Linked DNA regions of Homo sapiens: region 2 is linked to region 1. Evidence: read pairs that join two places in POLR2A ChIA-PET (ENCODE). Cell type or tissue: Panc1. All regions are shown on one strand.

Evidence for each region. ChIA-PET counts read pairs that join two places held together with the same protein. Peaks named below come from ENCODE experiments on the same cell type or tissue, not always from the same donor. Only the 100,000 strongest peaks of a DNase experiment are listed, where the experiment ranks them.
Region 2: POLR2A ChIA-PET joins it to region 1 with 5 read pairs; 10 of 35 experiments call an interaction of 5 or more read pairs at or near these places.

What each region holds. Positions count from the first base shown.
Region 1 is chr1:12,667,446-12,669,945 of GRCh38, forward strand. No RefSeq gene overlaps it. Among named protein-coding and RNA genes, the nearest start is that of AADACL4, 25 kb to the left of the region's middle. In Panc1, no CTCF peak of the experiment used is centred here; no DNase peak of the experiment used is centred here.
Region 2 is chr1:12,607,583-12,610,082 of GRCh38, forward strand. The region is part of intron 1 of DHRS3 (dehydrogenase/reductase 3); the gene reads right to left. Among named protein-coding and RNA genes, the nearest start is that of DHRS3, 9.4 kb to the right of the region's middle. In Panc1, no CTCF peak of the experiment used is centred here; no DNase peak of the experiment used is centred here; H3K27ac peaks cover 2,312 bases.

The DNA.
Region 1 (2,500 bases):
TGGAAACTGCATTTCCTAAGGCAGTAAGGTGCTAGCCTGTTTTCTTCAATGAGCTTGTATATTGTTCTCACTTTTTCTTTTTGTTTTGAGATGGAGTCTCACTCTGTCGCCTAGGCTGGAGTGCAGTGGTGCAATCTCGGCTCACTGCAACCTCTGCTTCCCAGGTTCAAGCGATTCTCCTGCCTCAGCCTCCTGAGTAGCTGGGATTACAGGTGTATACCACCAAGCCTGGCTAATTTTTATATTTTTTAGTAGAGATGGGGTTTCACCATGTTGACCAGGCTGGTCTTGAACTCCTGACCTCGTGATCCACCCACCTTGGACTCCCAAAGTGTTGGGATTACAGGCCTGAGCCACCATGCCAGACTATTCTCACTTTTATAAAGAACCAAGCCATAGCTTAGCCATGCCAATTTCTCTGCTCACAGAGAAAAGGAAGGGAATATTTGTATTGCATGTTAGAGGTGACCCACACTAGTGTTTGCTTGGGCCCATGTTTGCTAGATATACCTGTAATACCCCTGGGCCTCAGTGCTGTCAGTCTCACCAAAGTCCCACCCAAATGCTGAAGCTGGAGGCTTTCCCAACCATAGCCTCAGTGGGTACCAACGACCTCACCTATGACTGATGGAGGAGGGGGTCCTACAGAAGTCTTGGTTCTTTGCAATAAGAGCAGGCATCCACACAGTCAATTTGGGTTGGGCCCCTGGGGGCATGAGCAGACATTGTGACTAATGGATTATACGTAAGCAGCTTTGATGGAAGGGTGTGTTAAGTATCTATTGGTGTGTAACGTTATTACCACAAACATGGTGGCTTAAAACAATACACATTTATTAGCTCACAGTTTCTGTGGGTCAGGAGCCTGAGTACAGTTTAGCTGGGTTGTTGGCTTAGTCAGGGGCTGTGTTGGTAGCCTCTTGCGGGCTACAATCAAGGTGTTGGGGCTGTGGTCTCATCTGAGACTCAATTGGGGAAGGATCTACTCTCAAGCTTCGTCAGGTTGTTGGCAGAATTCAATTCCTTGTGATTATAGACTGAGGACTTCAGTTTCTTGCAAGCTGTGGTCAGAGATCAATCTCAGCTTCTAGAGGTCACCCACAGTGTCTTGACACATGAAATTCTCCAAATGACTGCAAGGGAGAGACAGACTCCAGCAAGGTAGCTACTAGAACTAATGCAAGGTAATCACAAGCACATATCACATACATGCCATCACCTTTGCCATATGCTGTTGGTTAGAAGCAATTCATAAGCCTTGTCCACCCAAAGGGATTTCATATGGGTATGACCACTGGGGAGTGGGGACCATGAGGCCACCTTAGAGCATGTCTTCCACAGAAGGCCTTACCAGAAGGTGCTGGGAAGAACAGTCAACCCAACTTCTCAGCCTGAGAAACTCAGGTTAGTCTGTAACCATTGGCCTGACTTGGAGCTAGTGACCAATGGTTCCCCCAGTAGAGTCCTCTAATCTTTCCCCAACTCTCCCTTCCCCTACTCCCATTACTCCCATCTGGCCTTCCCTGGGTGGAGTAATTTGCACCTTCTTCTAAGCTATTCCTAGCATATTTTTATGACATAAACTGTATGTCCTTGTATTAGGTAGGGTCCAATCAGGAGAAAGAAACCATATCAGCAGTCTTCTTCTTTTCTCTCAAAAGTCTTTATCAGCCTCTAAGTACAATCACATTTTCATAAGACATTTTCTACCTCTGAGAACCTAGCTAAAACTTATATCCAGGAACACTTATAAGAAATTGTGAACACAGAAGTCACTAGACACTAGTTCTGAATTGACACCAATCTTGAGGACAGTGTTTCTGTGGCTTTCCCAGTCAAAGTGGGGGCTTTCTGTAGTCAGGTGACAAATGAAGTCTTGCCTCAAGTCCAACTCACACTGGGCCCAATTTCTCCACAGACACATGTGTTCATTATATCTCTAGTGGCTCAATATATGATTGAAATAGACATATGTGGAAACTGGCAGAATCCTGCATTGGCTCTATAATCAAAGAGATGTGGGTCATTATGGCAGGAAGCACTATGTGGAAGGCCCTGGACCTTTCCCTGCCTACCAAGATAATAAGTCAGAAGCAGTGCTGCACCACACAGGGAACTACAGAGATTCATACCACCCTAGGAGACTTCAAAGAAGCACCTATCACACCCTGATCTAATTCAGCAGTTTGAAATTTGCAGAAGTCTGATCTATCTTGGAGAATGCATATGAGTGATTCTAAAATTACTCATGCAATGATTTCGACTGCAGCTGTTCTTCGAGCTGTAGCATCATACTGGAACAAGTAAACACAGCTCCTGGCACTTGGTAAGCAGCTGACCTGGCAGATGCCTTTTGTTCCATACCAACTTGTAAGGAATACCAGCAGCCACCTGCCTTTATCTGGAAGTGGTAACAGTATACTTTTACCGTCCTGCCTCAGGGAAATGCCAATATTGCTTTCTGCTCTAATATAGTCCTCAGAGATTGTAATTGCTTTGA
Region 2 (2,500 bases), 60 kb before region 1:
ACTGTGAGTCAATTAAACTTCTTTCCTTTATAAATTACTCAGTCTCTAATATTTCTCTATAGCAATGTGAGAAAGGACTAAGACAAAGGGCATCCATTTCTCTTCAGCTAATGATGTAAAAAAAAAGACTGTATTGACATGGCTGAACTCTCAGGACCCTCAGTTATTTAGGGATGGACTAGATGGCTGGTATCATCGCTTACAAAAGTGTCTTGTAACTTGATGAAGTTTATGTTGAGAAATAAAATATATATATTTGTGTATATGTGTGTGTGTGTATGTGTGTGTGTGTGTATATATGGAGAGAGGGAGAAAGACGCAGTCTTGCTCTGTTGCCCAGGCTGAAGTGCAGTGGTGCGATCTCCACTCACTGCAAACTCCACCTCCCAGGTTCAAGTGATTCTCCTGCCTCAGTCTCCCGAGTAGCTGGGATCCCAGGCATGCACCACCATGCCAGATAATTTTTGTATTTTTAGTAGAGATGGGGTCTCATCCCGTTGGACAGGCTGGTCTCGAACTCCTGACGTCAAGTGATCTGCCCGCCTCGGCCTCCCACAGTGCTGGGAATACAGGAGTGAGCCACTGTGCCTGGCCTATATTTTTTATTTTCATCCTTTAATTCCATTTTCCACCACCTTTTTGAAGTCCCCTTGTATATTACCACAGTCACGTATATTACCAATCGTGTATGGTACCACAGACATGTAGAGTACCACGGTCATGAATATTACTAGGAACGCAAGGAAGCCATCAGCATCCAGTTCAGAAGCCACAGGAATCTAAGCCTGAGTGAAGGATGTGAGTCTGTGCCCACCCTGCACCCTCTTGCCTCCTCCCTGCTCCCCAGCACCCTGGAAAGCCTGGACAAAGGAATGACATCACTGCTGGAGGATCCTGCTGAAGTCATGCTGAGAAGGGCTGCCTTCTTTTAATTTTCAAGTGTTGGTTGATCGATGCTGGTGTCCTCTTTTCCTCCTGCCCCCTGCCCCTGCCCCTGCCTGTGTCATTGCCCTCACTGACTTCATGACAATGACTCACAGAATCAAAGGGTAGAAGGGACCTAGGAGGTTGTCCAGAACCTAACCTCCCCCAGTGCAGAAATCTCGACACCATGTTTGCTTAAAGAGCAACCTGTTCCAAAGGGCAGGAAGGTGTTCCTCTTGCAGGGCCCAGGTCTGCATTTTCGAGCCCTCCCCACGGGCCTAGCATGGGCCTCCAGAACCATCTAGAACAGGTCCCATGCCTCTGTGGTACTGGAATGCAGCTGATACCCTCTCTTGCCTCTTAAGCAGTCAACTATACTCCCATGGATTTGCCACCCAACCTAAGTCATGGCTTCTAGCCCTTGTCACCCAGCCTGCTCCCTGGATACCTTCCAGTTGGTCAAGGGCCCTGTCAAAGTGCTGGCCCACATGGACACAATACCCCAGAAGTCGTTTGACAAAGTAGGACTGAAAAGCATCTCCTTCATTCTAAGCACCAGCACAATTATCTGATTTTATTCAGAGGGGTTAAGCACTACTGCCATTAGAAGCCTGCTTGTTGGTGCCAACTCATCCTTCCACAGTGTTAGGAGATTTTTCAGTCTGGGGATGGTGGTCACTCCAAGAACACTAAGTGTCACAAGGAGAGAACCTTGTTTATGAGGTTCCCTGCCGCATCTCCAAGGCCTAGTTTGCTGAATCAATGAACAGAGCCAACATAGTCACGATTCCTCAGAGCCGTGTCACCCTGAAGCTGGTTGTCACTTCCTCACCTAAGTTACCAGCAAGAAAGATCAGGATCTGGCTGGGAGCAGGGCTGCCCAGCAGAGCCCTGAGGGCTGGGTGCCAGCTGCCTCCCACCCCCTCCAACAGTGGCACCCCGGACTGCCTAGATTCTCCATTACCCTCAGCCCAGACACTTCCATCTTGACAGTAAAAGATATCAGAGGAGGCCCTCAGCATCCTCCAAAACTCTAGTGCAATGCTGACAGCATTCCCTGAGCTCTGGGAAGCTCTCAAAGAAGGTGGCGAAGCAAGTCTGGGTGATATTTTTGGAGGAGGCATGGAAACCTGGCGGCCTCCTAGCAGGTCCCCCACCCCTGGCCTGACACCTCCACCACCTGCCTGTCACAGCAGCCAGGGGATCCTGCTAAGGCTTGGGTGAGGGCATGATGCTTGAGTCGTGGGGCCAGCTAGGTCTACCTGTCCTACATGGGAACCTGTCTCCCTCAGTTCTTCCTCCCCACTCACTCACTGCTTCAGCCACACTGGCCACCTCTTGGTCCTCAGACACTCCACTCTCTCCTCAGAGCCCTTGCCCTGTCCTCTTCCTGGAATGCTACTGCTCCCTTCCCACCATGCCCTCGCCTCCTTCAGGTCTTTCCTCGTGTCTCCTTCTCAGTGTGGCCTTCCTTATACCCTACCTAGAATCTCAGGCCCTCGCATTCCCATCCTTCTTGCCTCATTGGTTTTCTCCTCATTGCTTATAATGACAATTCAATGTTCTGTTTTATTTA